Regions from separate parts of the Homo sapiens genome. Here regions 1 and 2 are each linked to region 3. Evidence: chromatin contacts called from ENCODE Hi-C or POLR2A ChIA-PET data. All regions are on one chromosome and are shown on one strand. The core of a region is the stretch at or near the end of the contact, and the rest is flanking DNA. Distances in the headings are between cores, read along the strand shown.

Evidence for each region. A loop is a pair of places that touch in the nucleus more often than their neighbours do. ChIA-PET counts read pairs that join two places held with the same protein, here RNA polymerase II (POLR2A). Pooled maps may share reads with other maps.
Region 1: a map of gastrocnemius medialis shows a loop between it and region 3 (10-fold over the local background). The contact joins the promoter of KICS2 here to the promoter of CNOT2 in region 3. A Hi-C loop is called at or near these places in 2 of 168 maps with a recorded cell type or tissue (gastrocnemius medialis and naive thymus-derived CD4-positive, alpha-beta T cell) and 7 of 50 pooled maps.
Region 2: a map of naive thymus-derived CD4-positive, alpha-beta T cell shows a loop between it and region 3 (13-fold over the local background). The contact joins the promoter of NAP1L1 here to the promoter of CNOT2 in region 3. A Hi-C loop is called at or near these places in 1 of 168 maps with a recorded cell type or tissue (naive thymus-derived CD4-positive, alpha-beta T cell), 1 of 37 single-sample maps with no recorded cell type and 8 of 50 pooled maps. POLR2A ChIA-PET finds 5 or more read pairs at or near these places in 1 of 52 experiments (activated CD4-positive, alpha-beta T cell).

Annotation. Positions count from the first base shown.
Region 1 is chr12:64,220,941-64,223,777 of GRCh38, forward strand. KICS2 (KICSTOR subunit 2) reads right to left here and starts at 1,356. Exons shown (of 3, transcript NM_152440.5): 1 at 1,063-1,356. The coding sequence starts at 1,297. LOC124902952 (a long non-coding RNA gene) reads left to right here and starts at 1,409. Exons shown (of 2, transcript XR_007063347.1): 1 at 1,409-1,603. RefSeq lists enhancers at 880-999, 1,070-1,129, 1,164-1,758, 1,240-1,329, 1,480-1,669 and 1 more.
Region 2 is chr12:76,083,303-76,086,002 of GRCh38, forward strand. It overlaps NAP1L1 (nucleosome assembly protein 1 like 1), which reads right to left and starts at 1,383. Exons shown (of 15, transcript NM_004537.7): 1 at 1,265-1,383. LOC124902970 (a long non-coding RNA gene) reads left to right here and starts at 1,783. Exons shown (of 2, transcript XR_007063379.1): 1 at 1,783-1,865. RefSeq lists silencers at 698-767, 818-877, 948-997, 1,138-1,217, 1,658-1,817 and an enhancer at 1,113-1,654.
Region 3 is chr12:70,242,153-70,244,928 of GRCh38, forward strand. CNOT2 (CCR4-NOT transcription complex subunit 2) reads left to right here and starts at 1,281. Exons shown (of 16, transcript NM_014515.7): 1 at 1,281-1,328. PRANCR (progenitor renewal associated non-coding RNA) reads right to left here and starts at 1,208. Exons shown (of 5, transcript NR_120460.1): 1 at 1,160-1,208; 2 at 672-741; 3 at 29-77. RefSeq lists enhancers at 567-1,766, 941-1,140, 1,871-2,010 and silencers at 700-1,239, 1,311-1,570.

The DNA of each region.
Region 1 (2,837 bases), core at 106-2,605, 6.0 Mb before region 3:
TTTTTGCTAATAAATTAGCATACTAAATAAGTATGTATAAATCAACATACTTGCTACAGCAATTACGAACTCAGGAAGCCCTGTCTCTTGAGTGTTTACTGAAAGCTCAATAAGATGTACATGGTCACCTTCAGGCAATATAAGGAAAGTAGGGGGCTGGTTAGGGAACGGGGGGGGGTGGATCAAAATGAAATCTACACCAATTTTACATTTCTATTCTCTGTATTTTATATACGTGTCCTTCATTCACATCAGACCTCACGCTTCTGAAAATTGAAGAGTCTAAAACAGGTCAAAGTACTGACTCTGAAACCCCTAGGATTCAAATATATTTATTTGTCATAATTAAGCAGTAATATTATTTTGTATGCATATTCCATGCCTTTTACATCTATTATTTCCTTCTCATCTACTTATACTTATTGCTTCTACTAGTAAAAATCAGTTGAATCAGCTCTTGAATCTTATTTCAGAGGCAAGATGTACATGAAGTGCTAAGAGTGTTTACCATTTTCCCCTTAAGTCTCTTCTTGCTAGTGTTAGGCATATTTCTTGCCTTTCCTGCCCAATATTCATTTATTACTTTAGTCATTAAATATGTATTGGGGGACTATGAAGACGGGGTAGGACTCTAAATGTGACTCTCGGGCCTTAACCTTAAGAGGCCACACAACAGTGTTCAGTAATAGAACTAGGTTGTTTTGCAAAGTTTTGCTCTTCTGGCTGCAGCGTCACTAATTAAAACAATGAAGACATAGTTTGGTTAACTTCTCATTTATGGCATCAATCCATGCACGAGGCAAAAGGGCAAACCCTTCGGTTTGGGTCACAGCCCTGCAAAGAGCATCTACCCAGTTCGCCAATCTATCAGCAGCGCAGGCCGGTGGGCGGGGCTTGTGGAAGCCCAGGGAAGGAAAGGAACGGTGGGAGGAGATCTGGGAATGCCGAGTCGAGCCTGCGACTAGAAGTGACACAGAGACGGGAAACCCAAGCCACTGCCGACTGGGGAATATACCCCCTTTACTTCCTCCTCAAGGGGCTCGGGGGGCGGGGCGGAGGTACCTAGTTTCTGCCCCAGGTAGGTGAGGCTGTGATAGACCTTCTCGGCCGCGGCCAGGTGCGCCAAGGCCGCCAGCAGCGACAGCCAGCTGCCCCCCGCGCTCTTGTTGGCCTCTCGTTCCTTCTCCACATTGTCCTTAGCCTTGTCGTAAGAGAAGATACCCAGGTGAGAGAAGAACGTCTCCAGCACCGCCTGTTCCACCGGGACCGGGGCGGCCAGCGGGATAGACTCCCCCATGCGAGCTGCGCCCCAGCTCGACCCACGTGGCTCTCCTCGGCCTCGCACTTCCGGGTTCTGAGGGAACGGGCTTGCGCACAAGCGTGCGTGCGCGTGACCGCCTCCACCGGCGGACTCGTGAGCGCGCCGCTGCCGGGACCGCTCCTGGGCCTTAGAGAAGACGCGGATAAGGGCCAAGGAAAGAGGGAGGTAGCGGTTGCTGAGCTCCTTCGGCGCTTCGGCTCCTGTAGCTCTGACTATTCGGACCGTCAAGGTAGAATAGGAGGCGGCCAGTTCCCCGCTCTAAGAAGTTGCCTGCGCTCTGAGGTGAGCTGACAGGCCCCTCTCTGTGTGGTTCGTCAGCGCTGGTGACGTCATGCAAACGTGACGTCAGCCCTGGCCAGAACATCTGGCCTGGGCTCTCCAGGCACCTCGCTGGGCCGGCTGGGAGATGGGGAAGTGCCTGGAGTTGTGCCCACACTCACAGCAGGGACCCTAGTCAGCCCTGACACCTTCTACACCAACTCATGGAAGTGATTTGCTGAGATTAGAAGACTGACGGGTAAAGGTTGATCTCCTTCCCATTGCCTAGTTTTCATCACATCACACACCACCGGTTAACTCTCACCTGTATCCCGTTCTAGTTCTCCCGGGTCTGTGTTAGCCCTGCAACTAATAAGTAGAGCCCCTGGCCCAAACTGCATTAACCTTCCTTAAAAAGTTATCTTTTTTTTTTCTTTTTTTTTGAGACGGAGTCTCGCTCTGTCGCCCAGACTGGAGTGCAGTGGTGAGATCTCGGCCCACTGCAGCCTCCACCTCCCGAGTTCAAACGATTTTCCTGCCTCAACCTCCCTAGTAGCTGGGATTACAGGCCAGCGCCACCACACCTGGCTAATTTTCGTATTTTTAATAGAAACAGGGTTTCACCATGTTAGCCAGGCTGGTCTCAAACTCCTGGCTCAAGCAATCTTCCCACCTCAGCCTCCCAAAGTTTTGGGATTACAGGTGTGAGCCACCACCCCTGGCCAGAATGAAGAATACATTAATGTAAATTGTGCACGTTGTCATTTAGAATAATTACAAGTTCCTTTGGCATTTAAGAAACCCCATGAACCCGGCTCATACTTGTATGTCCACTACTTTGAAACACTACCCACTACTCAATAGTTTTTTCCTTTCTTCTTTGTGCATACTTATTTTATGCTTCTTAGTCACACTATTTAATCGCATATATTTACATATCTCTTTCCCCAAGTGGTGAGATCCCTAGGGTACAGTAGGGTTCACTTACAGTTATAATCTTTTCATATTGGACGGCGCAGCCATGTTTGTTGAACAAATGAGAGAATTGCCTATTTTCGTTTTTTCTCAAACTAGAGCTGTTCTGCCATCATCACTACCTTTTAAAGGAAATCCCACTAATCTAATTTTAATGAATAGGTATTGTGCACCTGTTCCCTATACTCAAGAATGTAATTGGATAAGATCAACCCTGTTAACAATGATACAAGGCAGTTTTTTTTTTTTTTGGTTGTTTTATTTTGTTTTGTTTTTGGACAGG
Region 2 (2,700 bases), core at 133-2,632, 5.8 Mb after region 3:
CTAATTTATAAGACAGCCAAGAACAATTAAAGTCATAAAGGGCCAAACATTTTATTTTCATCTAAGAACCGTTTGCAGGGGTGGTCCGATCTTTTGGCTTCCCTGGGCCACACTAGAACTGTCTTGGGCCACACGTAAAATACATTAACTAGCTGATGAGCTTTTTTTTCCAAAAAAAAAAAAAAAAAAAAAACCTCATGAATTTGTGTTGGGCCACATTTAAAGCCGTCCTGGGCCGCGGGTTGGACAAGCTTGGTTTAGGGGTTTAGATCGATCAGGATCAATACTCCCCAAATAAAAAACCCTGATCAAGACACCCATCTAACAGTACCTGGGAAACACAATAACAACCTTTTGCTAATAACAGTTAATATAAGCGCTATATACGCGTTAACTTTTTAAAATACTAGCAGTGGAGGCCCTTCCTTATCATCAGCTAACATCCACAATCTCTGGTACCAATAAAAAGATTAAGACCAAAGAGAAGCAGGGAAGAGTTTGAAACCCAGGGACAGGGCTTACTCGCTTACCCTTCCTTTTCACATTCCACCGTCTCTACAACTTTCAAAGTAAGCACAGACCGAGGGCAAGGGTCTCCAACCAGGCCCAGCCAGTGGCCATGAAGCCCATTACCACGTGTGGAGCGAAGCCGCCGGGGGTTTCCCCTCCCCGCGCGGCCGCCCCCAATGGGCGGAGAGCCCGGGAGCGTCGCAGCCTCCCCCGCCCCCTCCCCGCCTCGGGGACTCGTCCCTCCACAGCCCCTCCCTCCCGTCGGAATTCGCAGCCTCCGCCGTTCTTTTCATCTCCCAGCGGCCTCCCTCCTGGTATTATTTTTGAGGGAAAAGCAGGGGGGTGTCCAAGAGGCGGCCGGCTCTGCACTCGGCCCGGCCCGTACGCCGGGGGCCTCCCGGTCCTCGCGGCGCAGCCGAGTCTCAGGGCACCCGGGCGTCACCGCGGCCTCGCTCCGGTCCACGCGGAAAAGACGGTGGAGCTCAGAGAACCTTAGGCCTCCAGGCCGCGCCAACCCCTACGTCGCCTCAGCCGTCCCCGATAAAAGCGCTGGTCGGCCCCGGGGCCCCTCTCAGGCTCCGGGGTCCGGACTCCGCGGTCCTGTCCGACCTCACAGGACGACCCCGGAGGCCACGGGCGGCCAGCGGCCCCGACTCCCGGCTCCCAGTCCCTCCATCCCTCCGGCCCTCCCATCTGCGCAGGCCGCCCAGCCAACACCACGTTCCCCCTTCCCTTCCAGGCCCCCATCCGTTACCGGCGACTAGTATGGGGAGCCAGGCGGCCGGAGCTGCGCAGGCAGTGACTCAGGGCGGCAGCGGCAGCAGCAGCGGGAGGAGCAGGAGGCGGCGCCGCGAGCAGATGGCGCTAAAAAAGACCCAAGAGCCCGCCGCTCGCGCTCATATACAATTAGCGTCAGCACGTAGGGCCCTTTCGCCGCCCTCCTCCCGGCCTTGTAGTCTCCCAGCAACGCGAGCGAGAGGCGGGTCCAGGCCGGGTTGCCTAGCAACTGAACCGTCCTCCTTCCCCGGCGACCTCCATACCCCCACCGAGGACTCCTGCAGCCCCGAGGCCCAGGCGCCGCGCTTGGGCTCCTCTGGTTCCCGCCGGTGTCTAACCTCCTCTGTTAAGCACCCCACCATATCTTTTCTCCCTGCTGAGCCGGAAAGGAAATTTCAACCCCATCAGTTGTGGGGAAGGCCTGGCCCGCGTGCCCGGCGCCCGGCCCGCCCCGCCCCCTTCGGCGTTGTGCTGGGAACGCTCAGGGCTGGCGCCAGTCGCCTGGTCCCTCGCTCGCCGCAGCCTAGACGGCGGACGCTCCCTGTCAAGGCCTAATTCCTGCAACTCGCCGGCCCCCGGTAACCGTTTTCCTTCCCCGCCTAAGAAAAACAGTTTTTTCCTCTAGACCACTTCGGCGGCCTCTTCTGACAGTTTTGCTTCTCCTATGCCAGCGGGTCTCCGCGCCTTTAGGGGGTGCTCGTCATCCTTTGCCCCCCAACCCCCCGCCACATCCTCGTAACTGATGTACAGTCCGTCAGTTCGGCTTCAGTTCTTTTGACGGATGAAAATGGCATATTTGTGCATTCTCTGGATGCGTTATAATGAGGACACTCAGTACGTCCGTTGTTTCATCTTTCTGAAAAAGTAAATCACATTAAATCCTCAGGCTTGTAAAACCTCATAGCTAATTTTCAAGTGATGATGAATTGACTAATACTAACTCAAAAAGTTGTTCTCAGAGTATGGTCTGAGGGTCCCCAGACCCTTTCATGGGGAAGGTCAAAACTATTTCCATATTAATGTCAAGACTGCCTTTTGCATTCTCATTCTCTCACAAGTGTACAGTGGGGTTTTCCGGAGGCTACGTGACATGTGATAAGGAAACAGACTGAAAATAGAAGCAGATAGGAGAATCCAGTCATCTGCGGTTAAACCAGACGTTAAAGAGATTTGCAAAAACTCGATTTGGGGGCAAGGGGGAGTAGTTATTTTTCATATAAAAATTATTTTTTGTTAATATTTGATTGCTTTATTGTTTTTAAATGAAATACTCTTAAAATTTCTCACTTTTAATTTCTGATATAAATATCAGTATCAGTAATGCACATAAAAGTTCTTTGGGGTCCTCAACTTTTAAAGGAGTGTAAAGGAATCCTAAGACCACAAAGTTTGAGAACCTCTTCTCTAAATCTT
Region 3 (2,776 bases), core at 31-2,530:
ACCTTACCTTCAAAAACATGACAGTTACCTTTTATTTTATAGTATGCTTGTGTTTCTTCCTATTTCTTGCTTTTGACCTTCAATGATAAATGTAAACTGGATTACAGTGATTCTTTTGTAAGTAAAAGGTGACTTTTTAAAAGAAACAACCAATGGAAATAGAAATTTTATTTACTTCAAATTAACTGTACTTTACTCAAATAGAAAAGAATAATTTTCACATTATGAAGCTACACAATTCCAAAATACACATGCTGAGGCTCTTTTTAAGTCCGAATTGTCTAGTAATTACAAAAAAGTGAAGAGTTTACAGATATACAAGGAAATAAAGGCGAATTATTGCAAAGAAAACAAGTTTAATTTCACTTTGAATGACAACGATTTTTCTGGAAAGCAGATACTTCACTCCTTTAAGTTTCCACCCAAGCCACAATAATTTCAAACGGTCTTGCGGATGACCCAGCTGGTCACTCTTGTTTATGTGGGGACTGGAGGTAATGAGAGCCAAAAAAAGTGCTATAAACCTAATTTGGCTAGAGCAAGTTCACACGACACGACCGTGCTTTAAAAACTTGCTCTCCATTATGTACTTCCTTCCATCAGGTTGGGGAAAAAAAAATGGTGGGGATGGTGAGTAAACACACCAGTGGTTTCATCAGAGGGGAACTCACTACTCAGGAGGTGACGGTGACGTGGTGCCGGTCCCTGAAGTACGCGCACAAGCTCCGGAGGTTGCGGGAGCTGAGGGAGGAAACAGGGACACGATCAGATTCGCTCCAGGTGGCGGGAGTGAGGAGGGGAGGAGTGACGAGGCGGACGTGCGGGGGCGGGGGTGTCCAACACAAACACAAACACAAACACGAACACGAACACGCTCAGCGTCCCCGGGGAGGGCGGACTGAAGCCACCTCACCATTCATCGCCCCTGGACCCCGCAGTCCCCCTCGGACTCAGGGCCAGAGCCTTCTGCGAAGCAACCTAGCCCCAGGGAAACGGTAGCGGCCGCAGAAGCCCCGCTCTCTGTAACGGCCGCGGAGGAGCAGCAAGCCTCCCTGTGAGTCGGTGGGAGACAAGACGGAGCGGCGGTAAGGGCGGTAGGGAAGTGAAGCGCCTCTCTCCACCTTGTTAGAAGCGCGCTGAAAGCGGCCTGCCTACCCACCCCATCGCTGCCGTTTTGCAGTCGTCGCTCCCACCTTCCGCTGCCGCCTGGAGGGAAGCCGGAGCGACGGGGGTCACGGCGGCGGTCAGAGGGTAAAGGTCTTGCTCCCAGCAGCCTCCGCGGTGGATACGTCGCCATCTTGGATCCGCGGGACAAGAAAATTCATGCGGTGAGTTTTTGGTAAATTTTCGGAAGTCTGGCAGCGGGGCGCGCGGCGGGGGCGGCAGATTCGGGGCCCCCGCAAGGCGGGGGAATGCCCCGGGGCCGGTCCGGTCGCGCCCAGGGTCCGCCGGTAGCGTCCCGGCCCACCGCTTCCCGTTGCTTTTGTCTCGGCTCCAATCGAGAGACGGAGAGCGGAGCGGGCGGGGAGGGGGGTGGCGGCGGTGGAGGGAGGGAGGGGGTGTGTATGGGGGTGGTGGTGGACCGGACGTAAAGCGTCGCTGTACTCGGGCCGCTGCAGCAGCAGCAGCTCCAGATCCTAGGCCCGGTCCCATCCGCGAGTGGTGGGGCTTCCCCAGACTCCACTCCCCTAGGCTCCCGCCAGCGCGGAGGAGCCGCTGCCGCCGCGCTGCTTCCTGGGGGAGAAGAGAAGGCGGCAGCGGCCGTGGCCGTGGCCGACGAGCTCGAGCCCGCTTTAGACGGCTCTGCCGCCTTCCCGGCAGCTGGTGCTGTCTGTGGCTTCTTACCTTCTCTCAATACACGTATATCATCTGCCAGTTATGTGTATTTCTGTTAGTGTGTTTGCAAGTGTCAGATGGGAGACACTGGACTGGCTAACGGGTGTCAGGATCCTGCAGGCCCTGGGATACCGAAGGCTGTGCATGGTGGAGGGAGAAGGAATGCAACTGCGATGCCGCCTCTGCCACCGCACCAGGAAGGTGAAGCTTCCGTAGTGTCGTAGACTGAGTCCGGATGATCCTGGGGCGGCGGAGGAACCACAGACGCTTCTGTCTGTGAAGTTGCAAGTCCTGGGTTTCTACTTCCGCAGGGGCCTCTCCACCTTTTGCTGTCGTAGGTCTCGCTTAAAAGTTTAACAGAAGAAAAGAGTAGGGTTAAAAGAGGCCTTTGTAGTTCTTCATTGAAGCACTGTTGTCTGTCCGGGTGAAAGCTGATAACTCTTGGTAACTGTGGTCCTTAGCAAAAGAGAATTGGAGTTTTCTTTTATACAAAGTATTTCCAAGGTTTTAGACCTTATATTTATTCCAGGCCTGTAGGTACGGTATTACTACCACAAAAGTCTTACATTAAGGGTACCACCCTCTCAGAGGGAACCTAAACATCAACTTCCTTCGAATCCTTGGAGACATCTTCACTTTTCAACATCCGGAAGACTGAGTGCAACATATTTTGTTTCATTTTCATAAAAGTCTTGGTCAGAGAATCCCACTCCTTTTAAAATCGTTTGGGCAATTCCTCATAATTAAGTACACTGCTTTGAACCCTTAGTTCTTGGCGAAATGGTAAAAAGTACTCAGTTAAAATCAGTTCACGAGGGAGGCCAACTTGAATTTAAGGTTCAAAGTTGAACATATTTAGTGTCATGCTTAATATTAGGAATTTTTAGAGCTCGGAATCATAAGTGTGACTGTTGATTTCCCTTTTGAAGCAATATAAATG